Regions from separate parts of the Homo sapiens genome. Here regions 2, 3, 4, 5 and 6 are each linked to region 1. The links are chromatin loops, found by intact Hi-C in ENCODE. Cell type or tissue: endothelial cell of umbilical vein. All regions are shown on one strand.

Region 1 (5,000 bases):
GAACCTTTGTGTCCATACTCTGTATCTAACTAATCTGATGGGGACGTGGAGAACCTTTGTGTCCATACTCTGTATCTAACTAATCTGATGGGGACGTGGAGAACCTTTGTATCTAGCGCAGGGATTGTAAATGCACCAATCAGTACCCTGTCAAAACAGGCCACTCGGCTCTACCAATCAGCAGGGTGTGGGTGGGGCCAGATAAGAGAATAAAAGCAGGCTGCCCGAGCCAGCATTGGCAACCCGCTCGGGTCCCCTTCCACACTGTGGAAGCTTTTTTTCTTTTGCTGTTTGCAATAAATCTTGCTGCTGCTCACTGTTTGGGTCCACACTGCTTTTATGAGCTGTAACACTCACCGCGAAGGTCTGCAGCTTCACTCCTGAGCCAGCGAGACCACGAACCCACCAGAAGGAAGAAACTCCGAATACATCGGAACATAAGAAGGAACAAACTCCAGATGCGCCACCTTAAGAGCTGTAACACTCACCGCGAGGGTCCGCGGCTTCGTTCTTGAAGTCAGTGAGACCAAGAACCCACCAATTCTGGACACAATACTACATGTATTCTCCAGTGATTTGCTTTTTCTGTTGTGCTATAATTTTGAGATACATCTCTGTCCACGTGCACAGCTATAATTTGTTTTCACTACAGGATATTATTGTATCATGTGAATGTACCAGAATTTATTTATTCAGTCTACCATTGATGGACATTAGGCAAGTTTTCATTCTTTTAAATATGAATAGTGTTATCAAGAACATTCTTGTCTATATCCTGTGTGCATGTGCAAGAGTCACTTCCAGGTACATAACTAGGAGTGTCTAAATTTCTAGAAAGCTGTAGTCATTTTCCTTAACAACAGGGATTACCATCATTAAGGAATATGACTAACCCCTTGAACTCCTTTTACTGGCCCAGAATTGGGTCTGACTTTTTGGTATGCCCCAGAATAAATAAATAAATAAATAAATATTTATTATTTATAATTATTATATATTTGTATTATTTTATATTTAAATATTAATATATTTAAAATATAAATGTAAAAATATATAATATATATTAAATATATATTTAAAACATTTTTACATAATATATATTATATAAAAGTAAATATATATGTTTTAAAATATATTTATATGTATTTTTTAAGCTTGGAGACACATAGGGCACCGTACAACAAACTCCAGCTCCAGAGGTGAGTGGAGATGGTCCAAGACTGGTTAAACTTTCACCCGTCTTGGCAAGACAATCATTTCAGCTGGGAATCTGCATACTGGCTCGTACCATGGCAGTTTTCATTGAGTCAGCTCAGTGTCCATATTGATGACTCACTAATACGTTGTTTGAATGCTTTTTTGACCTACTCTAACTTGATACTTTTTTACTCCACTTGGACAACGCAAATGACTGTATTCTTATGAACATGATCACATATTGAAAAGTACATAGGCTTAGGATTTAGAAGCACTTGCCTTTAGCAGGGTTGGCCATTTACACATTAGAGAGTTGTTATAATCAGAGATATGTGAAAAGAATTGGGCCCTTTGCCTAACACTTGATAAGCATTCAGTAAATTATAGCCTTTGTTGATACTCTTTTTGTTATTTGTCATTACTCAGAACTCAGAAATTCAGATATATTGAAATTCCCTTCTCAAATAATAGCCTTTTTTTTGCCTGACTGAATTCAGAAAAATTTACCTTCACCCTCATTCCTTGTTTCAAATCTCGTCTCAACTTCTAGTCTTCTTCTTTGAGTTATTCTCATAATGTTCCCATACATATTTTTAATTTAAATGTTTAACTTCTTTTAGTCTCTTCTTAAACATGCCCCAGTCTAAACTTTCAATTCTTACCCTCCTCCATCCCCACTATTCCCCCACTATCCTCCTCTCTAGTTTTGTTAATAGGATCACCGTCAACTCAGTTACCTTGGGCTATGACTCAGAACCCTCTTCCACTCCTCTCTTTACCTTAGTCCATCAGCGACTCCTGGAGGCCCTGCTTCCAAACCGTATCATGCCTCTGAACACTCCTAACCTGCAGTGTCACCTCCCCCATCTAAGCTGGTGTCAGCTCTCACCTGGATTGCTGCTGCCATCCCTCACTGCTCCCTGCTTCTACTCTTGCTCTCATTGTATGATGTCGGTCAGATCTGATCACTCCACCGACTGAATCCTCCAGACTTCCCAGTTGCAAATACCAAAAATGCCAAACCCCTTGCCATGGCCTTCAGATGAGATCAGACCTTTATCTGCATGTCTTACCTCAGTTCGCTTCACTCACTGTGGCCCAGTCACTCCTAAACCACTTTCTCTTTTCCTCCCTTCAGTATCCCATGCTCACTGCCATCTCTGACCCTTTGCACTAATTTCCTATCTTCCTGGAACTCTCTTCCCACAATTGTAGTGTGATGTTTATTTTTCATAGTTGAAACAGCTCAAAGGTCACTTCCTGAGACAGGCTTTCCCTGACTCTCCTAGAACTTACCATCCGTGTTTCTCTTAAGCTTGTTACATTGTTTTCCTCATAACTGTACTATCTAACGTTAAACTTTAACATTTCTTGACTTTTTTTAAATCTCATTCTACTACAATATAAACTGCAGCACAGTAGGTGGCAGAGTGTCTGTCTGCTTCATTGCTGTACTCTCAACATCTGTATTAGTGCCTCGTACATAATAGGTGCTCAATAAGTATTTTTTTAATTAATGAAGGGACAAATGTAAGGTAACTGGAGGTTAAAAAAATTACAGAAATCCTTACCTGTGTTACTGAGTAGCAATACTATTTATTATGTATGTATTTTAAAGGCATTAACATTTTTTATTTTTCAGGATTAATTGGAATTCTTCAAAATGTCAGGTAAGTTTTTGTGAATAAATTTGAATATGCTTTATTTTCAAATGTGAATTTTGTGATTATTTTCCCTAAAGGGGGACTTTATTTCGATTTTTTTTTGTTTAACATTTGGCAAATATAAATACGTGTGTGTGTTTGCATATATATATGTATGTATATATTTGTTATTTATGTATATAGACATTCCTATCATTGTCAGAAAAAGATTAAAAAGGGACTTACAGTGGGACACATATCTACTGAATAATCTTTGAAGTTTGTGGGGAAAATTAGGTAATAAAAAAAGCAAGATTTGCAAAGCAGTTCTGCAAAGAGAGGTTGTAGTAATAAAGAGCCTGTGGCAAGGTCCTGCCTTGGTAGAGGAGGATGAAAGTAGGCCTTGTATTTTCTAGTAACTTACATAAAGAGAGAAAAACCACATTTATGGGATTTTTGTTTGCTAGGAGATAAAAGTCAACTGGTTGTTTAGGAAACTCAGCTTTTTTTTGTAGTAAGCAGAGAGAGAAATTAGTCTCTAATCTCAATAAGAAGACAAGGTACAACATCATGAAACTGACTTCAGTACCTCCCTTGCAGCAATTACTGTGACCTAGATTGCTTTTAGAAAGAATACAGTGAAAATGTGAGTCACTGGAGATGTAGACTAAACTATTGCTAATTCAGTTGTGTGTGACACCACTGTTTATTAAACCATTATTTGTTTATGGTGTTATGTTGTGAATCTTTTTAGACAGCACTTTCCAAAAATAATTAGGAAAAAAAATCAACTTCACTCTATAAATGCTTGTGTTCTCCATATTATGTAAAGGGAAAAATAATTTTTGCTATTATGCCAGGAATTTACTTTGTAGATAAGAGTTAGCATCGGGGCAGTTGAACCACTAGTATGAAAGCTCATTGCTTTGATCACAAGCATAATATAATTGTTTAGTTCTATTTTTAAATCTATGTTCAGTTTGAAAATTCATGAAATTTATTAATAGTGTCTAATATATGATGAATTCTTTCTTTAAAAAATATAGGAGTGTATTTTCCAGTTGATTATATTTCTTGATGCATTCCCATAAGAAAGGAAAAAGAATACATTTTGTCATTATATTATTGTTTCCTTTGTAAGTCATGTTCCCTGTCTTCCCCTGAAGGTGTGGTACCCACAGCCCCTGAACAGCCTGCAGGTGAAATGGAAAATCAAACAAAACCACCAGATCCAAGGCCTGATGCTCCTCCTGAATACAATTCTCATTTTTTACCAGGTGGGTTAAATATTCATAAAAGATATTCTCCTTTGCTAAAAACCATACTAATGATTAAAATTGCTTTTTAAGCGAACAAATTAATTGACTGATTTAATAAGTAAATAAATATTGGATGCCAATAGGGTGCCACATAGTTTACTATATGTCAGTTAGAATATATTCCTGTAGCCATAGGATTTACAGGCTTTTAGATGGAAGTTGTGCAAATATTGATGACATTCTCTCCATTCTATATGGAGATATGAAGAGAGTGTTGTAAGGACACAGAAGACAGTATTTGACATTGCCAGGGATTTGAGGAAAGCCCTGACTAAGGAGGTCAAGTTTTGCTGTCATGATAAAAATTTCACAAGCAAAGAAAAGGGGGAAAGGACTATCCTTAGCAGAAAGAATCATATGTCCGTAAGTACAGGGTCATGAAAATCTGGTATGAGGCATGCATGAGACACATGGAAGATGTGCAGAGAAATGGAAGTGAATGGCCATGGGTGCTGATTAAGGAGCTTATCTTTCTGGCAAATATTTTTGTAAGTCTGAGTGCACTACTGGTGATGTCTTGGGAGAATGAATACTTTATACAGTGCTAGTGTGAATTTGAGATATTATGATTGTTAGAAAACAATTTGGCCAAGTTTAAAATTTTAAAAATTAAAAGTGCCCTTACTTTTGGCCAAGGAAATAGTTAGTATTGTCTTTAAACACATTTTAATGACTTACATAATGATGTAGACACTGTAGTAATATTTTTTTAAAATACATATTTAAGCGTATATTTAGAAGTAGAAACCATTGTGTTATGCTCTGAAGGGGGAAAAGAAACCCTGCTATGTACAAGATAATGGCACAAGATAATGGCAAAAGTTTTTTTTTTGAGATGGAG
Region 2 (5,000 bases), 420 kb before region 1:
TCCCAGCACTTTGGGAGGCCGAGGCGGGCAGATCACAAGGTCAGGAGAAGGAGATCATCCTGGCTAACACGGTGAAACCCCATCTCTACTAAAAATACAAAAAATTAGCTGGGCGTGCTGGCGGGCACCTGTAGTCCCAGCTACTCGGGAGGCTGAGGCAGGAGAATGGTGTGAACCAGGGAAGCGGAGCTGGCAGTGAGCTGAGATTGTGCCACTGCACTCTAGCCTGGGCGACAGAGCGAGACTCCGTCTCGAAAAGAAAAAAAAAAAAAAATTATATATATATATATATATATATATATATATATATATATATATATATATTTTATGTAACCCAGTATATCCAAAATAGTATCTTTTCAATCTTTTTAATATAGATAATTATTAATAAATGAGATATTTTGCATTTTCTTTATATTTAAAGTAAGTTTTCAAAATTCAGTGTATATACACTTTCGTCACATCATAATTCAATTAGAAATTCTGTTCCTCAATTGCACCTTATGTCAACTGTTTAATGTCATATGTGCCTAGTGGCCACAATATTGGACAGCAGAACTCTGGAGTCTGGAAGGCACTTGAAATGTAATGTTATCGGAAGAAAAATAAACGCCATTAGTTCACAAGACAACACACTATGGCTTCCTAAATGGTTTCCCTGTTTTCTGTCTTTGAACATTCTGATCATATCAGTAAGACCAACCATATGACCAACAAGTTAAGCAATACAGACTATAATTTAAATCTTTTTATCAGTTTGTCTCAATTTAGTTTTCAACTTAGTGTCTAAGTTCTGACCCAGCCTGAGAGTTTTCATTACTGCACTGCCGCATGTTGCTTAGTCAACCCTGCAGGACTGGGTGTCATTTGGAAGGGGTGATATTCTCCCAGGGAACATTTAGAAACTTGCGGGGGCATTTTTACTGACTTGCTGACTTGAGTTTGCTATTGTCATTTAATGGGCAAGGAACAGAGATGCTAAATATCCTGTCAAGGATAGGAAAACCTTTTTTTTTTTTTTTTTTTTTTTTCAGTGGAGTCTTGCTCTGTCGCCAGGCTGGAGTGCTGGAGTGCAGTTGCATGATCTCCACTCACTGCAACCTCTGCCTCATGGGTTCAAGCGATTCTCCTGCCTCAGCCTCCCGAGTAGCTGGGACTGCAAGCACATGCCACCACGCCTGGCTAATTTTTGTAGAGACAGGGTTTCACCATGTTGGCCAGGATGGTCTCCATCTCTTGACCTTGTGATCTGCCCACCTCAGCCTCCCAAATGCTGGGATTACAGGTGTGAGCCACAGCGCCCGGCCCAAGAAGACATTTTCTAACCAAAATGCCAATAGTTGCTCCAGCTAAGAAATACGCGAGCTCTCCAGAAAAAGGAAAAAGAGCCAAGATGTGTACAGTTTGCTAATTTTCATGGTGTAAATTCTCGCATTATGGCTAATTTCAGGCAACCAACCTGAAATTTTTTAAAAATGGATATAAAGTATTTTTAAAAATTCCTTTTTTTGGTGTAAAATTAGGGCTCCTAATGCCAAAAAACATGTTTGAAAAATATATTATAGTCACTTTTACTTAAATCATTAAAAAGTTAGCATATATAACAAATTCATAGTAAAGATTAACTTTATCTGATAAGGGAACTGCGAGCTGGAAAAAAATTAAAAGTTGACTTTAGAATATTATTTAATGTTTTATTTTTTATGAAGAGATAAAGAGAGTACAATAATGTAATAGTTACGTGTGCATATATATATATACATTATGTGTGTATATATACAATTTTAACAAAAATTTAAAAGCACTGACAACTGTGATTCTATTTGAGAGGGAGACAGAAATTATAATCTCACATGGGAGTTGTATTATCCTTAGTTTACTTGTATCTACTTGAAGAAACAGGGAAAACATGCTTCCCATTGAAATACATATATTTTTCTATCCCAAACTGTCAATTTTGAACTTAAATATTTAACTTATAAATTACTATTTTATCCTATATTCTTTCTGAACCTTAAATCCCATATAAACTTTGAAAATATAAAATATCCAAATACCCTACATTGAAAGAACTTCTTAGTTGATTTAAGAAAATCATGTAACTTTGAAAAAATTTTTGTTTTAATACTTTGTATCCTTGTTGTCTAAAGATTTCAAACTTTTAAAAGGCCAGGTACATAGTTTCATGATTTTAACCTAAAATTGAAGTATAACTCTACATTTTTGCATTCATGGTAATATATAATGAAAAAGATTAATGAAAAACACTTGAAAAGGTAAAATTTCTGAATTTAATGAGAAACCAAGCCAACGTATATTTGGAAACTATTATCTCTGGATTAAATATAAGTTTATTGGATATTTATATCAATTTAGAAATACATACATGTATTGAAATACTAATAAACTGGCATAGAATTTTTTCTCTAAGAAATTACATCTCCCAAGTATGTATAAGGAGGCTGATATTTATTGCCAGTACTGTCATAATAAAACAAATGTGCTTTTCATTTTAGGGAAGCATTGTTATCAAGAAAAAAATAAACAGGGCTTATACTATGAAAAATACTTTCATAGAGAAACCAAAAACATGACATCATATCGCCCCCTATTGTTTATAATGGGGTATGCATCAGAAATAGTTTCCAAATTGTATACAAATAAATGGACATTTTGGTAACTAGTGGTGACTTTCAGAGTAGACACAAACATTAAAAAAAAAAAAAAGAAACTGGGTTCTTAAGAGGGCACTTCCAAAGAGTTTAAGATTTACAACTTGAATAATTTGCCCACTGAAAAGGAAAATTTCTAAGAGCTCCAGAAGATACAAAGTAAAACCCAATTGAGTGACAGTAACAGAAAATTTAATTTAATGTGTATTTTGAATTAATATGCTTAAATATTTTCTATCTTATGAAAATAATTACCCCAACAGACACCATACATGCCCATATAAAATGGGTATCATATAACATAACCCAAACATTCAAGCACCATATAAAAATACCCCAAAATACAATCTCTCCCAGAGGAAAGCAGGTGTGATAGACGGACTAGCCACATGATGGCAATATTTCACCATGTAGATGCAGATAAACCAGCATTTGAGAGTGAGAATCTCCTTGAGTTAAAGAAAGTGCTTAAAATATGAAGTAAATAAAGGTCTATCTTCTGAAGTAAATATTACCTAAACCCCTACCAACTATCTCCATTTTAGTATGAATCAATATGCCCTTTACAATTTTATTTGGTGGCTATGTTAATTTTCACATATAATCTACTCTACATGCAATGCATACATTATTTCAACCTTTTAAAACATTCTATTAAATTTAAATTTTCAATATGTGAGGAATATGATGACCCTCCCCCTCAGAACAGTTATGTATTATTGAATACTATGTTGCAGACCTGAGCTACCTCCCTAATCTATTCCAAACCTAAGGCCTCTCCCTCAATCAGTCCCCCAAACCCCTTCCTAGTAGGAGAACCCGACACACACCTTCTGGACTCCACAGCTGTTCCTGCCATCCAAATGGCAAATAGCCCTAGGGTTTGTGGGAATCTGATTATCCTTTAATGGAAATGCCTAGAGTGGGGAAATAAGACATTCTCATTCTCCTGACAGCTGGGCCCAAAGTGGCTTTCTAAGAGAATCTTCAATTGTCTATGATATTGATGACAATTAAACAATTGGGTCCACAACATTTGAAAGAACCAAGAGGTAATATTTGATTAATTACTGTGATAAAGATAAAAGCAAGTGACTATTTTTCTACCATGTAATATCTTCATGTTATATCTGTAACTTTATATGTAGTGAAAGTTAACTCATTTTCTGAAGTATTCTCATATATGCACTATTTATTCATTCACTGACTTATAAGGTGATAAGGGTGATAACTTCTCTACATATTAGCATACAATCCAGATCAAAGATGCTATCTTCTTAGAAATTAACTTATGTCATTGTATCATTCTGCGATCAGAGGGCAAGGTCTCAGCCCTCTCACATATGGGTACCCTGCATCATGAGGAAATTCATTCAAGACAAATTCTAAGTTCTTTTTACAAACCCACCACTACTGAAAGAGAAAGCCTCACACCACATTTCAAAAACTAACCAATAGCAATATTTTGGCTAAAAAAAAAACATGTTCCATCATTCAGAAATCAGTTGGAAAGCAATGAGTATAAAATACACACACACACACACACACACACACACACACAAATACATAAAATTAGGACTACATTACAGTTTGCATGACTAACGTTCAAGAGGACGTAATAATAAATATGCATTTCAAGGAAATCAGTTAGACATGAAAAATGATTAACCACATAACAAGTAACAGGTACTCTGAACATCATAGTCATATATATAGATGTGTGTGTTTGTGTGTGTGTATAAATATATATATTTGATATTACAGAGCAAAGATGAAAGAAAATATACTGAGTTATTCATAAACATTTTTGTACACTGATTCCACTTGTACTCAAGATCCCAAAACCTGTGCACCCCCAAAGCAGATGAAGCCGTTATAGTACAGAAATTCAAACTTGATAGAATACTGCTATATATATTTACAAAATAAAGATATATTTTCTTGTTTCACTGATGTTACAGAATATTTCTAAAAATACATTTATTTCATAAGAAAAAAATGTGTCATTAGAAATTTTCTTTTAATTTACAGCTAACCAAGAATTTTAGGATGCTTGATCAGTGTTGTTCCATAGATCAGTGATCTGAGGAATCATTAGTAACCGTAATTTACACGCAGGACGACTGAGATGTAAAAAAGCCAAGGAGTAAGTTGTGTCCTGCTGACTTGTTGTAGAGAGAAGAGGGGAAAAGGATTGTAAAAATTTTGTACAGGGGAATTTTGTTTCTTGGCAATAAGAAGCTCATACACACAAACATGGGTATTCTCATCCTTTACTAATAATATATATGGGTATAGAAATAATTATGGATTAAATTATTTCATTTA
Region 3 (5,000 bases), 52 kb before region 1:
TTAACTTATTTGTTCCTATATCCAAAAACATTCTAATTTTGTTGAAAACCCCCTTAGTGCAAAGGATAGGAATGTATAAACATGGTTAAATAAAACAATAGTTTTACCTCCCTCTTTGGATGTGTACAATAGTAATGGGGAAAAAAATACTATACCAATTGCCATTGGAAGATTTAATTTAAGAAATATGTGTTTAGTGATTGTTAGCTTTCAGGATGTAATTAAAAATATTCTTGGATTTTAATATAATTAAAACAAGGTGAAAATTAGAAAAATGGAACAAACAATATGTCCTTGGCAACAATGTCTGTGCTACTTTTTATTTAATTAACACTCACTAAGTGAATCTTCCAGAATTCTAGTAAAAGATACAATGCCAAGATAGGTATTGAGGCTGGGCATGATTGCTCATGTCTGTAATCCCAGCACTTTGAGAGGCCGAGGTAGGAGGATCACTTGAGGCCAGGAGTTCAACACCAGCCTGGGCAACACAGTGAGACCTTATCTTTATTTTCAAAAAGAAAAAGTTATATATTGAATTCAACCACTATATCTTAGCCACTATGCTAAGAACTGGGGTTTTATAGTTACCAACATAGATGTCATCTTTACTATAGTTTATAGGGAAGATAAACACATACATATACCTACAAAGCTGATTGTACATACCATGTGAGAATGATGATAGGGAGAGCCACTGGTGAACCCATAGAAATATTATTTAACCCAATGAGATGAAGGAAAGATAGTGTATTTATTAGTCCGTTTTCACACGGCTGATAAAGACATACTGAGACTGGGCAATTTATAAAAGAAAGGGGTTTAATTGGACTCACAGTTCCAGGTGGCTGGGAAGGTCTCACAATCACAGCGGAAGGCAAGCAGGAACAAGCCACATCTTACGTGGATGGTGGCAGGCTAAAAAAAGAGTGTGCTTGTGCAGGGACACTCCACCTTATAAAGTTATAAAACTCTGCCTTATGAGACTTATTCACGATCATGAGAACAGCACGGGAAAGACCTGCCTCCATGATTCAATTACCTCCCACCAGGTCCTTCCCACAACACGTGGGGAATTCAAAATGAGATTTGGGTGGAGATATAGCCATACCATATCAGATAGCAAAAAAAGAAAGGGTCAGAAAAGCTTTGGGAGCAAGGCCTAAGCCAAGTCTTATAATAGGAGTTACACAGGTAAAGGGCAGAAATAGGGACTACAAGTAGAAGGGGATTCGAGAAAGAGGAGATGACATGAGAAAAGAAAGAGATACGACAAGCAGCATGGGGCATGGGGCATTTGCTAGCAACTGGGTTTTGATGAACACAGTGTTAGGAAATGTTGAGAGAGAAGGTGACAGACAAGCAGAGGGGCCGCATATACATTCTAAGAGGTTGGGCTTTATCCTGTAGGTGCCAGTGAGACACTGAAGGATTTATTCAGGGTACTAAGTGGTTAGAATTGTATTTTGATTATATCATTATGACTGTCTATAAGATGAAGACAGTTTAAATACCTTAGTGGTATTAAGATGATAAAAGAGGAAAATAATTTGAGAAATATTTGGGAGACAAAATCTATACATATATAAGAATTGATTAGAAGTGGTTAGTAAAGTACAGAGAAGTTTGGGGGAAGAATCCTGGTTTCTAGCTAAGTGGATTACAGTGCTGCCAATCAAGACAAAGAACATACATTAATATATCTGGAATAAAATCAGTTTGTTTCTGAAACTGTTGAATTTAGAATGTCATGTGATAACCAGAAGGAAATGTCCAGTAGCTGGCTGGATTTGTGAGTCTGTAGCTGAGGACAGACATATATGTGGGAATGAGAGGTCTGGGAATTTTTAATACTGGGTAATCACTGAAAACATTTAAAAAGATGAGATTATCCAGTAGGGGTTTGCCAAGTAATGCATCCTGGAGAACATAAACATTTAAGGGTTGTGTAGAAAAGATGTCATGAAAGAGGCAAAGAATTCCAAAAGTATGAGAACCAGAAGGGTATGATGTCAGGGAACAGAGAGCCAGGAAGAGTAAAATAAAGTCTGAATTGTTTCCACTGAGTTTGGAAATTTAGAGGTCACTGGAGAACTATGTCAGAATCATTTCCGCAGAAAAATAAGAGAGCAAGCCAGATTGTAAATAGCTGAGAAATGAATGGGAGATTAAATACAATAATAATCTTGGTAGGGAAGAAGAGAAGAAATAAGATGAAATTTTGAATGTAGGGAGAAGTGGATACAATAGATGAATTATTTTGGATGGGAGAGATAGGCCTTAATTTTGGCTAAGGGAGGAAAACAAAAGGCAACAAGTTCAAGATACAGGAGGTAGACATTTCAAAGGGATAGAAGGGACAGAGGGACTGCCAGGACAAAAGAGAAGGGACATAGAAGGAAGCAGATACTTTCTTGTGCATGTTCTCAATCCACAAATGCAACATCTGTCTGCCCAGGGCCCAAAGGTTGGCACAATATGCTGGTACAGGGTGGTTAATTGAAATGGAGTCGACTCGACCAGGTTGTCATGTCCAACTTTCACATACTGCCAGAATGGGCTTGTATGTTTTGTATTAGACAAATACAATCTTGAAATTAAGAATAAACTGAACTTTCTATCATGTTCTATATTCAAGAAAAGGTTCAAGTGTGTGTGTTTTCACCTGGCAGACCAACTCCCTCTTTTCTGTGCTGTTTGAATTTTCATAAATCATTTTCACAATCAGGAAATATATTGAGTGCTTTGTTTAGTTGTGTTGTGTTTTTTGAGACAGAGTCTCACTCACTCTGTCGCTCATGCTAGAGTGCAGTGGCACGATCTCAGCTTGCTGCAACCTCCGCCTCCCAGGCTCAATGAATTATCTTGCCTCACCCTCCCCAGCTGGGACTACAGGCGCATGCCACCACACTTGGCTAAATTTTTTTTGTAGTTTTAGTAGAGATGGAGTTTCAGCATGTTGCCCAGACTGGTCTCAAATTCCTGACTTCAAGTGATCTGCCCTCCTCGGTCTCCCAAAATGCTGGGATTACAGGTGTGAACCATTATGCCCAGCTAGGAAAAATATTGATATTTTCATTGTGACCATAACAAGGTCAATGGATTAGGTTAGGAAACAGCTGACTAAATTCAATGAATGGGAAATGAATGGAGGATTTTGTTTTGTTTTTTGTTGTTTTTGTAACATTAGTCCAGAAATCATTACATTCAGAAGGTAATATTTATTTACTCAGAAAAAAAGATATACAAACATTGAAAACAAACTAATTCTATATATTCGCTGGAAGTAACAGACTTATTTTTTAAATGCTCTATAATTTTGCATTGTTTATTTTTGGGTCTGTAGACCAACAGATTTCTACTAGTCCTATTTCTCTAAGATTTTACATTCATCATAGTATAATTAGAAAAGAAAGAAATACTATGAAAGTCAGACCAGAAAAAGTAAAAAATAGTTTAACAAAACTTTTTTTTCACTCCTTATGTAGCTATTCATTACACAAATGTTTGAATTAAGAATATAGGTGTGTGGTACAAATAATTAATATTTAGGAAGAGGTTTCAAAACAACATACCTTGTTATATTTGTGATATTCTTCCATACCATTAATATTACATATTTACTCACTATAAATCTCCATTATTCTTATAGGGAGCTATGGACTATATGTGAAATAGAGGTAACAGCAGGAAACATCCTAATCATAGCAACGTGGATTAGCAAAACTTTTGATAATTTTCATATATTTGTGAGTATAGAGCACTAAGTTGCTGACAAAGAAATTAAGTTTTTAAAGCTAATGGACATGGTTTGTAAAATTATTTTTGTATTGAGTCATTGTAAAATAATATTTAGTGGCCCTGTTACTGTGTAAAAGGTAAAATTTTGTATGTAAAATTACACTTCCAATATTTTTTAATTATTCTTGGGCATTTATTTTCCCCCATATATTTGATGATCCTTTTAGTCAATTTTTTAAAAGTTAGGGGTTTTGCAGATTAAAGTAATATGTTAATTACTATGTGTTGATTTTTAATATCTTGGGTATTCTCATCTAAAAGCATTGCCTACATGACCTAGATTTTACAGTATTTATTGATATTTTAGTCTCCTTCATGAAGGCCTAATACATTTTTTACTAAATTTATTTTTAAATTCTAAAATTGTCTCCGCTGTGGGCAGGTTTTTTTACTCTATTATTTTCTATGACTATTGGAGATAATATTGGTTGGGAGAAGCAGAAAATAAATTTAATAAATGCATTCATAAATATATGCATTTTAAATGAGAAAATCGCATATTATTTGAGAAAGAGGGTACAATAATTGCAGAGATCCTGAGATAGGTGAGTAGTCTTGAAGTTTAAGAAACAGAAAGATGCCAGTGTGGCTGGAGTAAAAGCAAGAGAATAAGAGAGGAATGGGAGATGAGGTCAGAGCTACCAAATCATGCAGGTCGATATGAGGACTTCGGGTTCTACTCTGAAAAGACTGATGATAGAATAAAAACAAGCAAGCCAGCTGTTTTTCTCGGAGATACCTGAAGAAAACTCCTCATGATGCAGTCAAATATGCAAATACTCCTATTCGCCTATGCTCTGTAGGAAGGATCTGTGTATGCTTCAGTTTCTTCTTGGCTTCAGTATGTGAATCCTGGCTTTCAGGGTCTCATCCAGTCTGAGTCCATGGTTCTGCATCAGTTGCTCACACCATAGCCACCATAGAACACAGTGCCTCACTTGCACACAGACACCCATGGACATTAATATCCATTTTACTTAGGACTAGCAGACACATATGAGTTAGTGATGAAGGGCAGGGTGACCTTGCAGTCACCACCTTTCTAAAGACTCCTGCTACAAAAACCAAAACTATACACACACACAGACCTCTCTCCCTGCCCCACACACACATGTAAGTATAGACATATATACATACACCTTCGTTTGATTCCACAGTGCTCTCTTCATTTCCACCTTCTCATATCTCAAAGAAAATAA
Region 4 (5,000 bases), 87 kb before region 1:
CCAAGTTGGAAAGAAAGAAGTCAAATTATCCTTATTTGCAGATGACATGATCCCATATTTAGAAAAACCTAAAGACTCCATCAAAAAAAAATGTTAGAATTGATAAACAAATTCAGTAAACATTCAGGATACAAAATCAACATGCAAATATCAGCAGCATTTCTATATCCCAACAGTAAACAATCTGAAAAACAAATCATGAAAGCAATTCCATTTATAATACTACAAAAATAAAATTAAATACCAAGGAATAAACTTAACCAAAGAAATGAAAGAAATCTACAATAAAAAACTATAAAACAATAATGAAAAAAATTCAAGAGAACATAAAAAAGTGAAAAGATAAACTATGCTCATTGTTTAAAAGAATTAATATTGTTTAAATGTGCATAGTGCCCAAAGCAATCTACAGGTTTCATGCAATTCATATTAAAATACAAATGGTATTTTTCACAGATGTAGGAAACAAATCCTAAAATTTTAATGGAACCAAAAAGATCCTGAATAGCCAGAGGAAATCTTAGCAAAAAGAACAAATCTGGAGGAATCACACTACCAGACTTGAAATATACTACAGAGCTATAGTAACCAAAACAGCATGGTATTGGTACAGAAACAGACATATTGACTAATGGAGCGACATAGAGAACCTGGAAATAAATCCACAAATTTACAGCCAACTCATTTTCAACAAAGGCATCAAGAACATACATTGGGGAAAGGATAGTCTCTTTAATAAATGGTAGTGGGAAACTAGCTAAATATCTATATGCAGAAAAATGTAACTAGATCCCTATTTCTCACCATTTACACAAATCAAATCAAAATGGATTAAAGACTTGAAACTCCTGGAAGAAAACATTAAGAAAGTATTTTAGGCAGTGGTCTGTTAAAAGACTATGTAAGTAAGGCTTCAAAAACACAGACAACAAAAGCAAAAATAGACAAATGGAATAACATCAAGTCAAAAAATTTCTATACAGCAAATGAAACAACTAACAGAATGAAGAGACAACCTACAGAATAGAAGAAAATATCTGCAAACTATTCTTCTGACTAGGTATTAATAAGAAGAATATATAACAAATTCAAACAACTCAATAGCAACAAAAATAAATAATCCAATAAAAATATGGTCAAGTAATCCGAATAGACATTTCACAAAAGAAAACATATATATTGCCAATGGGTATATGAAAAATGTTCAACATTACTAATCAACAGAGAAATGAAAATCAAAACCACAATGAGATGTTGTCTCACACATGTTAGAATGGCTGTTATCAAAAAGACAAGAGAAAAAGTACAAACAAGGATGTAGAATAAAGAAAACCTTATACACAATTGATGGGAAAGTAGATTGGTGCAGTCATTATAGAAATAAAATGGGCACACTTACAAAAATTAAAAATAAAATTACTATATGATCTAGCAACTCCACTTCTTGGTACATATCCAAGAAATGGAAGACAGAACTGCAAAAAGATATCTGCATTCCCCTGTTCTTTGCAGCATTATTCAGAGTAGCCAAGACATGGAAACAGCCTCAATGTCTTTTGATGAATGAATATATAAATAAATGTGGTAAATATACACAATGGAAAGTTATTTAGCCTTTCAAAGGAAGAATATAGTGCCATTTGCAACAGCATGGATGGACATGTAGGACATTATGCTAAGTGAAACAAGCAAGATACAAAAAAAATACAGCAAAATCTCACTTACATGTAGAATCTAAAATAGTCAAACTCATAATAGCATAGAGAACAGTAGTAGTTTCCAGGGTCTGGGTGCAGGGAGAGGAAATGGGATAATGTTGATCAAAATGTACAAAGTTCCAGTTATGTAAGATTAGTAAGTTCTGGAGACCTAATGCACTGCATGATGACAATAGTTAATACAGTATTGTATATTTGAAATTTGCTAAAAGAATAGATCTTAAATTAAATCTTGGCACACACAAATACACACGCACATATGGTAACTGTAGAGGTGACAGACACATTAATTAACTGGATTTTGGTGTTCATTTCACATTATATCTGTATATCAAAGCATCAAGTTGTACAACTTAAATATATACAACTTTTTATGTGTCAGTGATATCTCCATAGAGCTTTTTTTTTTAAAAAAAGAATTTATTGGTCTATATGTTGATATTTGTTTAAAATGGATAAGTGGTACAAAGGGGTTCAGTACACAATTATCCAGATTTTTGGTATATGCTTAACATTTTTCATAATAAAAAGATTGTTTGGAGATTTGCTTGGGATAGGAAAAGCATAGACCAATATTTTAATAATAGATCTTCTGGAATGTAAAATCGAGTAAGTTCATCTTCATTTCAGAGGCATATGCATTGCTGGAATTTATTTCAATAAATGTTATCAATTTTATAATTCAAAAAATGACAGATACACTTTAAATGTTGCCTATAATAGCTGGCTCCCTATAGGATGTGAGTTATTAGACTATAATTAAGGCTTTCTAACCCTGAGGACACACTTAAATTAATGAGGGCAACTTTCATATAACAGCAGTTCAAGTCCCCCCGACTTTCAAAGATTAATTTAATCTCTCTGGATGGAACTCAGACATGGCATTTTTTTAAGTCCCGGAGGTGTTCCTTACATGGAACATAGACTGGGAATCATTGGTTTGTGTTGTCAGTCACCAGCTCCTCATTGTACATTACAATCATGTGAAAAGCTTTGGAAAATCTCCATTCCCTGGCCCCAAAACAGAGCAGTGTCATGAGAAAGTTTGGAGTTCCTCCAGGAAAACTTTTGGTTTCCTGTGATTAAATAACTCAAATACTTTGCCTTCCAAATTTTTGCAATCTCACTTCCTGCAATGCATTCATTACTGTTTCCTGTGCTCCAGTTTAGATAAGGGATGATCCTTATTCCTGAACTTTCCTTCAGTTAGAATGTAGGACGACACATGGCCTGAGGGACAGAGGCCGCAAGAAGAAACAAGGTAAAATAGAGGACATGGGTGCAGAATTTAAAGCCCGGGAAAAATAGCAAATGTAATGAGAGCTATTATTCCTGATCATTTACTATGTGCCAACACAGTTCTAAGTATGTTACATGTATTATGTTATTTCAACATATCAACAGTCTACAATGTAGGTATTTTTGTTATATCCATTTTAGAGATTAAAACACCAATGCATAAAGAAAGAAAAGTACTCATGATGGGGGTTGGACAGAGCTAGCAGTCTGGCTCTTGAATCCTGAGTCAAACTCTGAAGTTTGGCACCAGATCCTGCTTTCTTAACCACTAGACTACTATCTAGAGCAGAATCTGCAATGTCAGAACTGTACTCATAATAATATTAGCATGCTATTTGCCTTTTTCATTCTCATAAGTATACAGTGGAATTTTTCACTGTATATTTAGAAGGTTGACATAATTCAGTGAACCAATATATTCCCCATATCCAATGCACAATGTTACAAAATCACACTTGAGTGAAAGATGGATTCAAAGTGCAAGATAGACCAATGGATTTTATTGAAACAAAGTACAAAAGTTCATTGATAAGAGTTGCAGATTCCACACTGCAATGAATCTTTAAGAATTTAGCATGCATTGAATTTTGATGTGAGATTAAAGAATATCCACAATTAATTGAAACAGCTATGGAAATGCTCTTTTCAATGTATTTAATTGTATGAGGATATTTAATTTTTTTATGAAAAATATTCCCAGATATTATGCTGCATAGAGATAACAGAAGATTTTTAACTTGGAGTTTCTTCTTTGGCCTTTAAAATACCTAATGATAAAGATAAACATATTTTACTACTCTGTTTATTCCAGGAGTACTTACTCTGAAAGTCTTGGAAATATATAAATCCTTCATCCTTTGTGATGATAAAACATAATTTATGCTGCATTCTTTAAGGGTTATACTTTATTCCTGCCCTTTGCTAGATTCCCTGTTAATGGGCTGATTGTGTGCTCCAGGTTCCTATGTGGAAGCCCTAAATTCCAGTATCTCAGAATGTGACTGCATTTGAAGATAGTGCCTTAAAAAAGGTGATTAATTTAAAATGAAGCCAGTAGAGTGGGCTCTAATCCAGTCCGACTGCTGAACTTATAAGAAGAGAAAATTTGGATGCAGAGATGAGGAGAGAGGCCTCAGAAGAAACCAAACCTGCCAAATCCTTGATCTTTGCTCCCAATCTCACCCATCACTGTAAGAAAAGAAATTCTGTCACTTAAGCCACCCAGTCTGTGGTATTTTCTTATGGCAGCCCTAGCAAATTAATATGCCAACCTAAAATATTTGATTGATATAAAATGTCTTATTTTCTAAAGAAAATTTGTGTGTGGTGGCGGGAGGGGTGCGGGGTGTACTTTCCACACTAGTATTCATGGCAGCTTTTATACTAGCATTTAATATCTCACAAGTTTACAACATGTTTTTATAAACACCCGGGTTCCCCATATCAGCTTAAAAGTTAAGATATTACAAATACAAATGAAGTGTTGAATGGCTTTGACCAAAATGCTGATAGTGATATGAATAATGAAGTCCAGGCTGAGGTGGTCTCAGATGGAAATGAGAAACTTGTTGGGAACTGAGGTGAAGGTCACTCTTGCTATGCAAAGAGACTGGCGACATTTTTCCCCTGCCCTAGAGATTTTTGGAACTTTGAACTTGAGAGAGATGATTTAGGGTATCTGGTGGAAGAAATTTCTAAGTGGCAAAGCATTCAAGAGAAAGCAGAGTATAAAAGTTTGGAAAATTTGAAACCTGATGATGTGATAGAAAAAAAAAGACAAAAAACGTTTTCTGGGGAGAAATCCAAGCTGGCTGCAGAAATTTGCGTAAGTAACAAAGAGCCAAATGTTAACCACCAAGATGATGGGTAAAATGTCTCCAGGGCATGTAAGAGACCTTTATGGCAACCCCTCCCATCACAGGCCCAGAGGCCTCGGAGTAAAAAATTGTTTCTTGGGCTGGGCCCAGGGCCCCCCTACTCTAT
Region 5 (5,000 bases), 62 kb after region 1:
GTTCTTAAAGATACTGGAGAACCAAGGAAGCAAGAAGTCAAGTTCAAGGAGTTTGGCAATTGCAGGTTTGGCTTTCTGGAGACAGATCTGGCCAAAACACCAGCCATTCCTAGCAGAGTCCTTGGACTCAGAGGACTGATGCTGTTTGCTTTGTGCCTAGTTTTATGAAGCTGTACTTGCCACACATGAAAGGCTGTTATTAAGGAATCCATCTTTTAGCTTTTTTTTTCCCCTTCAGACTAAATAAACCTTATTTCATTCTTCTCACAGGTCATAGTTTCCACTTCTTTAATTATTTGTTACTCTTCTCAGAACTTTCTCCAGTTTTCCTCTTCTTTTAAAAAACTGAGACCAAACCTTCAAAACAGAGTAATAACTGGCTTAGTTCTGGGCACAGGAAATGATTCTTTCTAAAATGTCACATCCCAGGCAAGATTTCTTTGCAGGGTTTTCCACCTGTTTTTAATGCTATCAAGATGAAAGCATTAAGTTCATGTTATCTTGATATGTTAATTTTAGACAAAACGTGATCATAATGGAACACATTTTTCCATAATTTTCTGTCTTAATTTCAAAGGCCCAGAGTTATAACGGGTGTTGTCTCGATTCTGTTTTTTTCTAATTTCACGAAAATTTAGGCAGGAGATTCCAGAATGGTAGCAGTTTGGTTCTCTTTCTCCTATAAAATAGCTTATGTCATTAAATGTATGAGGCAAAACTGTCAAGCTTTTTTCTTAATTGTGCTTTTGCTCCCACTCATTCCAACAAGTTAAACCCTTGGCTAGTTAAAATGTGAGAACAGAAAAAAGGGAATTTTCTTAGACATCAGTCAAAAGTGGAAGCAGTGGGGGCCAAGGCTCAGAGATCTCGACCTCTCCGACCACGTCTTTGGGAGTAATTTTCCATGCGGACTGGAGCACGATCTTGTAAGCACAGCCCCGGCATTACACACGTTGGGCTCCGATTCCGCAGGATTTACAAGCCTCATTACTGGAAAGAGTCTAAGGCTCTCTTGGCACAAGCGGCGGAGCAAGAAATGTTCACTGGACAATAAAACTTTCGGTTTACGGAGTAAAATAAAATCACGGCCTTCCTTTTACAGGGTGATGAACCTGCCCCTGAATTAATGAGGGGCGATCCATTTCCATGGCTTAAGAGTCTGGCGAGGTCCCAGTCAGCCAAGATTGCCGCAGATTTGCAGTCACTTCAGACTGGGTGGAGTATCCAAGTCCATAGAAGAGCAAATTCTCACCCTTCGAGGCTGCTGTGGAAGCTACCGGGGCTGGGACAGCAGAGAGGAACCCAGACGGGAACACCGCCCTCCCGCCAGACTCCCGGCGGCTCCTCCTCCCTCTCCCAAACCCACTCCCAAAGCTAAGTGCAGGCTTCCCCGTTCCAGCCAGAAGCGCTGCGTGAGCCTCCACACGTAGCCGCAGGCAGCTCCTTAAATAGCGTCCGCGCTGAGCAAACAGTCCAGACGTGGGGCCCAGGAGGGCGAGCTGAGGCGACCGCACCGGGCGCGCAGCGGCGGCGGGTCAGCCGGCGGCCAATAGCCAGGGCGCGGCCCGCCCCGTCGCCTCCCCTCGGGGAGCCTATAAGGCCTCCGCAGCGCCCCGGGCGCCTGCTGCTCCGTGCCTCCACCGACGACCTCACTCAGCTGCGTTACGCGCCGCTCCGGCTGCCGGCCGCGCGCCTTGCCCGCCGGCTCCCGCCCGCAATCGGCGGCTCAGGGCGGACCCGGGTCTCTGCGTTCTCGCGAGAAGCGCGGCGCTGCGGGGCCGTGGGCGCCTGAGCCCGCGCGGCCCTCGAGGGCCGAATATGGGGGGATGCACGGTGAAGCCTCAGCTGCTGCTCCTGGCGCTCGTCCTCCACCCCTGGAATCCCTGTCTGGGTGCGGACTCGGAGAAGCCCTCGAGCATCCCCACAGGTGAGCACCCCGCGGTCCGCCGCTGTCCCGCGAGGCTCGGCCGGCGGGGGGGCAGTTCATTCATCCACCAGCCCTTCCGCGGGGCTGGCCAGGTGAGTAGTGGGGGCCTGTCCCTCCTCTCCAGGACCGCCGGGGTCTTCCCCAGAATTGCGGTCGGGCGGCGCTGGTCCCTGGGGAAGTGTAGGGGCACCCGCCCTCGTTGACTCCTTGGAGTTCTCGGTGAACTCAGCGTGCCCGAATTTCCCTGCAGAACAAGTTGGAGTTTCCTTTTGGACTTGCAGGTCATGGGCACCAACACCTTTCCTGCAGCTCTCCTTTCCCCTCCTTTCCGAGAGTTGGCATGGATTTATCCTTGATGGACGAGGCAGTACTCCTTCTGTGACCTAAACACGGGGCTTAGTGTACTTTCTAATTGATGGTGACACATTCCTTCCAGCACCCCAGGAAGCAGCCGGTAACACCTCCCTCTTGCCAAAAACAACGCTCGCTCGAAAACCTTAGTTGTTTTCAGTAAGGCTGCCTGGCTACCCAGTACCTCCAGGCGGCAGCTTTCTTCCTTTGGGATCTGAAGGGGAAGCTGTGGACACACAGCTGCTCCCCTTACCTACCCTTTTCTTGAGCCCGGTGCTGTCTCTCGTTTTCAGAAGCTGTGTAAAACAAAACGTTTTATATTTAGCCAGATTAAAGAGAGTTTCACCACGTCTGTCTAAACATGCTTTGCTGCCTTTTGTGGCACATGAAAAATCCTTGGAGTTTTCCACATTTGTGCTCTTTGTGCTCAACTCTCTGAAATTAGATCTTGCATTTAAATGACCTTCTAATGTCCTTTTTGTTTTGTTTTGTTTTTTGTTAAGTCATCTTGGCACCATTTTTTCCCCCAAGTTTATAATAGAGTGCTTTTCTACTTGAACTTTTCTTAAGCCTAAGGACAGAAATTTCTATTTCAGAGTTACATTCAGAAAGTGACATTTGGTTTGCAGTCCAGCTAATCCATGTAGCGATAGTTTTGTCTTCATCTTTAAGTGTTTCAGAAAGCGTCAGCAGGCTGAACTGCCTATCTTTCTACAAAACAGTGCTTGCTTTGTTAGCTTGAGAAACTTCAGCATTCAGATGGATTTCTATCAGTTACAGGATGCTTTTCTTTCTGTTAGGTATATGTGACCATTTAAAAATGGATTTCTGAACCCGTGTGATTCCTCTAAATTTGAACTAAACTTTTGCATAATTTAAAAATATTTCTTCTAACATAATATCTGGAAAGTAGAAAGTAAATACTTTCAGCAAATTTGGAAGTAGAGAAATTTAAAAAGGAAAAACAGAACAAAAAGCCTTCCCCAGAAAAATGTCTTTCTTTGTTGAAACACCCAAGGAGACTTTAACTGGGAAATAAAATAACCTCTAAGGACTTTGTAATATTTAGAGAGGCCTCTTTGGCCTTTGTATATTTTATTCCACTTCATTGCCAACACCCCTAACTTTTTAATAGAGGACATCCCTTTGTATCTGCCTTTATATTTATAGTCAAAATCAAATTCCCTTCTCACTCTGGATTTTAAATTTCATGGAACTGGACAGTAAACTTTTAATGGATTGTGATATCAGAGAAAGAGAATTTTAGGTATGAAAGTTTCCTCAGGAAACGACCACATGAAACCCACTGTTTAAATCTGAGGACTGGTCACTTGGTAAGCAGGCATGGAGAATTCGGTTAGGGTCGAAATGTGGGAAAATACTAATTTGTGATAGGTGAAGCCAGCAGTAGTCAGTTTGATTACAAATTTCGGTGTAGGTAGGTGTTCTCATAGGTTATGTGATAAACTAATAAATGTAGAGGTAAACTGCTTGATAAAGTGGGCAGAATCATGGACTGTGGTCTATTTTATTCTTTACAAGTTTCAACTGAAAATTACTAAATAGAAGCTTATTCGTTGACATAAATATCAAGATCTTCTATAGGACCCTAAATTGTCTAGCTTAATAGTTCTTTAAGAAGAGTGCTTATCATCTCTAACCCTGTATATTTGTCAACATGTCCCAGCTAACCAAGAAGAAATGGTTTAAATCACAATTTCTTGGCCCTATTGACATTTTGAGCCAGACACTTCTTTGCTTTGAGGGACTATCCTGTGCATTGATGTTTAGCAGTATCCTTAACCTCTGTGCACTAGATGCCAGTAGTATAACCTTTCTAATCTGAGCACCAAAAAAACAAAAAAGGCCTAATGTCCCCAGAGGGACAAAATTGCCCAGGGTTAAGAATCCCTGGATTAGACTAATCTATTTGTATTTGAGGCAATATGGCATTATAGTGTTACTGGAATGATAACAGCAAATTATTTTTGAAAACAAATATTTATAGTGATTTTCAGTTTACCCACTGTAGTTGGGAATGTGATACACATTCATCAATTTTTGGAGTGTAGTTTTTCCTAGCTCTGGTGCTTTGTTGACCAGAGTTGAGAACATAGATTTTTGTTAAATTTTTGAGAGTTCTGTGTGCTGTATTGATTCCTTTTGGTTGCCACTTTATTCTTAGCATGGAAAGACTAAATAAGATTTTGGCTAAAATAATCATTTTCTCTGAAAATAACGTATAGGAATTGTTACCTGAAAATTATATCCTTATGGGAGCTTTCAGAGGCAGAACCTTCTTAATCAGTGCCAGTAAATCAGGTTCATACCCTGATTTATCTTTCCTGCCCTTTCTGCCTTCTAGATGGGATAAGGAGAAGGTGGATGTATTCCTGCCAAGTCTTTGCCGTCATGTCTCCAGACCTGGATAAAATTTGTGTGTGTTTTCTGAGGCACCTTACTATTCTATGATCCAAACTGGGCAGAAACCAAGTTTTGGGCAAAAACAAAGGAAATGGTTTCAAATGTTTCTGTCAAGACCAGTATTTTTGTACCACATTCATTCATTTATAAACTCTCTAATTTACTGTGGTACATTCAAGGAAAAAAGGAAAGGTTTGTCCCTATCTACTGATGCAAACCAGCAATTTATGGGGTGGAGAGGAAAAGAGCAAGGGCCTGGAGAAACCTCTGGAAGAGAGAGGGTCTTGTCCTCTGTACT
Region 6 (5,000 bases), 280 kb before region 1:
TGTGTAAGTAAAAAAGTCAATAAAAGATGAAGCATATCTGTAAAAAAGATGAATATATTTAAAATAAATTAAGGGTGAATTTTATTATTTTGTTATTATTATCATATCATTTATTTATTTATCAATCTTTTAAGTAGGGGCAAGGGCCAAGTGTGGGTCTACTATTCTGCACTGTCTTTCTTCTATAAAAATACACAGTTTATTTTTGTTTCAATAGAGCCAGAATTCTAAGACACTTTCAAAGGTATCTTAGTGTAGACCAGTCAATTTTTACCATGATTTTTCAGTCATTCATATTTGGCTCACCCTTTACTAACTCAGTAGCAATCAACTTTACTGAGTAGACTTAATAAGCATTTTAAAGGAATTCAGATTAACTTACATAGAAACAATCTTTTATATTAATATTTAATCAAAGCAAGTAAAAATATTTACTTTCTGTAACTACAATAATCTTTTGTATAAACTGATTTACAAATAAATACAAATCACTTTTAGTTGGTGTAGAACTTTTGAGAGAGTAGACGTACCCTAGAACTAGAGAGTCAATAGGGACCCTCTTAATGTAATAGTCAAGTGTATTCAGCATAATTTGAGCTAATAATTAGGTTTTACAGAGAGAATAGGAAATGTCAACCCAAGGAGTTGGGTAAATTAAGATCAGTTAAGAGAGTATCTATATTGACTTTCTTTAATAATTATTTTCTGACAAGGAAAACAATAGTCACCATCAATCCAGTAGGTAAAATAATATGACACTTTTTTATACGATTCATGGCTCCCTCAAGAACTTATCTGCTGCAAAAAGTAAAGGAGAAAGCAGGAAAGAAGAAAGGAAGGGATTAAATGAAAAGGAAAGAAGAAAGAAAAGGGGTTTTTGTTTGTTTGTTTCATTAGAAGTCAACTAAAAAATATAGAAGAAATGACGAAGGTAGGAAATGACCATTTGACAGTCATCATCACAATAATTTTATTCCAGCAAGGAAACATCGGTGGCTGCTAAAATTACTGATGAACATTTAAGGAAAAGCAATATGCAGTACTTACATTGTCTCAAAGTAGCTTCTTATAAGATACTTATTAATTTCAAAAAATAAAATAGTGAGTAACTTTACATTTACTGCATGATACAATTCAGCTGAGCTGCCTGCCATGATATGAAAAAGATCTCCATTCCTCCAGTTTCCAATAACAAGTTTTTTTCCACTCATCTGAACCTTCACCTGAAGTGCATTTAATTCTGTATTTCTACCATCGGTCTCTTCATGTTGATGTAAATCTTCTCTAAGATGATCAACATTTTCTTAGAGAAAATACATACCATGCTCCTCACTTCCTTTTGTATACTTATCAGTCATTAACATCCATATCTCTTCAGTCTTGTCTTAGTTGGCACAGGCTGTTACAACAAAATATCATAAGCTGTCTTAAACAGGAGACGTTTAATTCTCATAGTTCTGGAGCCTGGGAAGTTCAAAATCAAAGTACCAGCAGATCTGGTTTCTGGTGAGGGACCTCCTTCTGTCTTGGAGAGAGCCACCTTCTTATTGTGTTCTCACATGGCAGAGAGTCCAAGCCCTGGTCTCTCTTCCTCCTCTTATAAGGACACTCATCCCATTATGAGACCCCCACCTTTATAAACCTAATTGACTTCCAGAGGCCTTGACTCCAAATACCACCACATTAGGGGTGAGAGTTTCAACATATGAATTTGGCAGGAGAGGTACACAAACATTTAGTTCATAACATTCCACCCCTGGCCCCCCATCATTCATGTCTTTCTTGCATGTAAAATGTATTAATTCTATCCCAATAGTAGCAAAATCCATAACTCATTCTCTCATCAACTCTGGACTTCTAAGTCTCATTTAAGAAACATCTAAATCAGATATGAATGAGACTCAAGGTACAATTCATCCTGAGGCAAAATTTCTTTCCAGCTGTGAGCCTGTGAAACCAGATAAGTTACGTACTTCCAAATTTCAATAGTGGGACAGGCATAGAATAGACTTTCCCATTACAAAATGGAGAAGTTGGGAGGAAGAGAGGAGTAACATGTCCAAATCAAGTTCAAAACCTAGCAAACAAATGCCATTAGATCTTGAGGCTCAAGAATAATTCTTTTTAGTTTGATGCTCTGTCTTTGAGACCCATGTCCTGCAAGGCTTTTTTGGGTGGGGGTTGTGCCCTCAAAGCTCTGCAATGTGAGAGTCACATCCACCCCCAAGGCTCAGCTGAGTGAATTCTCATTCTCCAGGCTCCAGGCTGCCACTGTCTAGCCTGTTGAAACCAAGGCAATGGCTCTCTCCCCCATTGAAAACCAAGGAGACAGACCTGATGACCTCTGAATTGCCCTCAGGATTACTGCTTTTCTTATCTTCAAGAGTAGTACACATCTGCAGCTAAATAGCTTGATGTTCTGGTACTGTGGGCTGTAAGAAGTCCTGTAGCTTCTTTCTATTGAAACTGTTTCCATTGTCTTTAGCTCTGTCAATCTGAAATAATCAAAAGAATCAGAATTCAGTCTTGAAGAATTTATTCTAGCAAAAAGTTTGGAATGATCATTAGAGAAACATTGGCTCCAGAAAATGAAGTAAGTTCCAGTGGAGTCACAGATTAGAAAATGAGTCAATGAATATACTTGATGCAAATCTCATGCAGTTTTTTTTTTCTTTTTTTAATAATCAACTAATCTATGTTAACTGAGACTCCTTGTTCTCCAGCTACTCAATCCACAGGTGGCCTGTGGCTCCTGGTAAACAGAAAGGATAGCAATGTAATTGAAGGCTGTTGTGACTCCTCTTATTGTAGGCCAACTTACAAATATCACCAGGAAATAAAGTCTCATCATTCTCATTGACTAGACAATAAAAGAACAATGGGCCTTGTAAGGTGGGAATGAGGAAATGGCACAATTAAAAAAAAATGATTGGTTAACATCAGATTACTTCAGGTTACTTTTTTGTAAGGGTTAAAGCAGAGGGACTTCCTTATTATGCTGACTCAATCAGATTGAAATTTCCTGTTTTCAGGGGAAAAAAATGGTCTGCTTGGGATCTGTCTGTTTCCTTAAAGTTTCAGTATGATTGTGTAACATTTGGCATGAGTGACTCTATTGTGGTTTAATCTGGTTTGTTGGAGTCTAGTGCGTGAGCTCACTCCAAAACAATGACCTCCCACAATTTTTGTTTACACACACACACACACACACACACACACACACACACACACGGTATATATTCACTTTTTTTACCCCTATTGGTTCTCTTTCTCTGGAGAACCCTGAATAATATGCCAACTTTCCTCTTTCCTCTATAATCAACTTCAATGAATATTTCTGTACATGTATCCTTGTGCTCATGTCAAAAAAAGCATTTATGATTATCCTTATGAGTAAAATTGCTGCTTCTAAGGGTCTAAACATCATTATGAAATATTGTAATATTGCTCTCCAAATAAATCATACCAATTTATTGTCTAAACACCAGTGTATGACCATCACTACAGCTTTACATCCCCCATCAGATCTGGTATTGTTGGGTTATGTTTTGTTTTGGTGAATTCCCAATATTTTTAATTGGGAATCTCATTCTTGTTTTCATCTGCATGAAATTGTGAGGTTGAGTATGTTTTCATTTGTTAAAATTAGATGTTCATGTTTCCTCTAATGTGAATCATCTTTTTGCACACTTTAGTAATTTTTGTATTTGTTTGCTGTCAACTTTCTTATTAATTTGTAGAAGTTTCTTTTTATGCAACCAAATCTTTTATAAGTTTGTAGGCATTGTAAATATCTTCTCTCAGGATATGGCTTTTAATTCACTTTATTTGTGAAATAATATTTTTGTTGTCTAGAGAAATTTTAAATCATATCATTTTTTCAAGGTTTGTATTTTTTTTCTTTTGTTTTGAAGGTTTATTTTTCATAGATAGGTCATTACTCCATTTGGAACTTTTTAATATATGAGTAGATATCTAATTTTATTGTATACAAACAGCTAATCGCTCCAATAACAGCAAAGAGTTCATCTTTTCTACTGATTTGTATTGCTACTTTTGCCAGCCATCCACTTTTCATAGATTTATGGATCTGTTTCCAAGCTTACTCTCCTATTCTGTTGCTCAATATTTTTGTATAAACAATTCCCTTCAAATATTCCTGACAGCTTATTTCCTCTTGAATGTTATTCTGGTCTGGTCCCCTTAAACAGCTGCAATTTATTGATGGAACATAAAACAGGCAAAAGGAAGGAGCAAGACACAGAGTTAATTTAATATCCTGATAAAATAGATCAGCCTTTAGTATTTTAACAGCTATATATTATTTATTTAGTAATTTTGGTTTTGTTTGTAAACAAGCAAGTTATATTGTGGTAAAGAAGAAATATGGGAGTCAAAATAAGACTTTAAAGATGTATCTAATTTTGTAATTAAAATACATTTCCTACTCAACATTTTTTTAATTTTATGTAAAATATTTTAGGCTACACTGTGCATGTTTTAAAACCACTTGATTTTAAAGCTTTTTAATAGAAGAAAAAAGATACAAAGCTGAAGTTGTAAGGGTAAGTGTTAAGTATTGAAGTTTTGTGGGCCTAACAAATGACTGGTTTATATAATTTGTAGAATACTTTTTTATTTTACATACTTACCTAATATAAGTGGTGCCTAAATAAGTAATGCTTTATAGGACGAATTGATGCAGGTGGGAGAGTCACTGTGATATGAGACTGTCAGAGGCCTTTGAACCAGAGCAATTCTATTGTGAATAGGGGCTGGATAAAGTAAGTCTGAGACCTACAGGGCTGCATTCCCAGGAGGTTAGGCATTCTTAGTCAAAGGAAGACACAGGAGGTAGCTCAAGACACAAGTCACAAAGACCTTGATCATAAAACAGGTCGTGGTAAAGAAGCCAGCCAAAACCCACCAAAACCAAGATGTCAAGGAAAGTGATCTCTGGCCTTCCTCACTGCTCATTATATGCTAATTATAATGCATTA

What was found. Hi-C counts contacts between places; a loop is a spot of excess contacts. Peaks named below come from ENCODE experiments on the same cell type or tissue, not always from the same donor. Only the 100,000 strongest peaks of a DNase experiment are listed, where the experiment ranks them.
Region 2: a loop joins it to region 1, with 9 times the contacts of the local background. A loop is called at or near these places in 14 of 110 quality-filtered maps.
Region 3: it touches region 1 in a loop (8-fold over the local background); 6 of 110 quality-filtered maps call a loop at or near these places.
Region 4: it touches region 1 in a loop (7-fold over the local background); 6 of 110 quality-filtered maps call a loop at or near these places.
Region 5: a loop joins it to region 1, with 2.9 times the contacts of the local background. A loop is called at or near these places in 2 of 110 quality-filtered maps.
Region 6: a loop joins it to region 1, with 12 times the contacts of the local background. A loop is called at or near these places in 2 of 110 quality-filtered maps.

Annotation. Positions count from the first base shown.
Region 1 is chr3:146,219,932-146,224,931 of GRCh38, reverse strand. PLSCR4 (phospholipid scramblase 4) reads left to right here. Exons shown (of 9, transcript NM_020353.3): 2 at 2,840-2,867; 3 at 4,007-4,117. The coding sequence starts at 2,861. Among named protein-coding and RNA genes, the nearest start is that of PLSCR4, 29 kb to the left of the region's middle. In endothelial cell of umbilical vein, no CTCF peak of the experiment used is centred here; DNase peaks (open chromatin) are centred at 731, 1,421, 2,411 and 3,381; H3K4me3 peaks cover 305 bases; H3K27ac peaks cover 3,159 bases.
Region 2 is chr3:146,639,094-146,644,093 of GRCh38, reverse strand. No RefSeq gene overlaps it. Among named protein-coding and RNA genes, the nearest start is that of PLSCR5, 36 kb to the right of the region's middle. In endothelial cell of umbilical vein, a CTCF peak has its summit at 3,047 (motif pointing right); DNase peaks (open chromatin) are centred at 2,603 and 3,053.
Region 3 is chr3:146,272,001-146,277,000 of GRCh38, reverse strand. No RefSeq gene overlaps it. Among named protein-coding and RNA genes, the nearest start is that of PLSCR4, 23 kb to the right of the region's middle. In endothelial cell of umbilical vein, no CTCF peak of the experiment used is centred here; DNase peaks (open chromatin) are centred at 1,940, 2,780 and 3,070; H3K27ac peaks cover 2,901 bases.
Region 4 is chr3:146,306,675-146,311,674 of GRCh38, reverse strand. No RefSeq gene overlaps it. Among named protein-coding and RNA genes, the nearest start is that of PLSCR4, 58 kb to the right of the region's middle. In endothelial cell of umbilical vein, no CTCF peak of the experiment used is centred here; DNase peaks (open chromatin) are centred at 1,874, 2,774, 3,214 and 4,024; H3K27ac peaks cover 3,082 bases.
Region 5 is chr3:146,157,808-146,162,807 of GRCh38, reverse strand. It overlaps PLOD2 (procollagen-lysine,2-oxoglutarate 5-dioxygenase 2), which reads left to right and starts at 1,624. Exons shown (of 20, transcript NM_182943.3): 1 at 1,624-1,927. The coding sequence starts at 1,819. In endothelial cell of umbilical vein, a CTCF peak has its summit at 2,454; DNase peaks (open chromatin) are centred at 977, 1,607, 2,387, 4,937 and 3 weaker places; H3K4me3 peaks cover 3,988 bases; H3K27ac peaks cover 5,000 bases.
Region 6 is chr3:146,504,844-146,509,843 of GRCh38, reverse strand. No RefSeq gene overlaps it. Among named protein-coding and RNA genes, the nearest start is that of PLSCR1, 37 kb to the left of the region's middle. RefSeq lists an enhancer at 2,428-3,093. In endothelial cell of umbilical vein, no CTCF peak of the experiment used is centred here; DNase peaks (open chromatin) are centred at 3,003, 4,123 and 4,853; H3K27ac peaks cover 2,253 bases.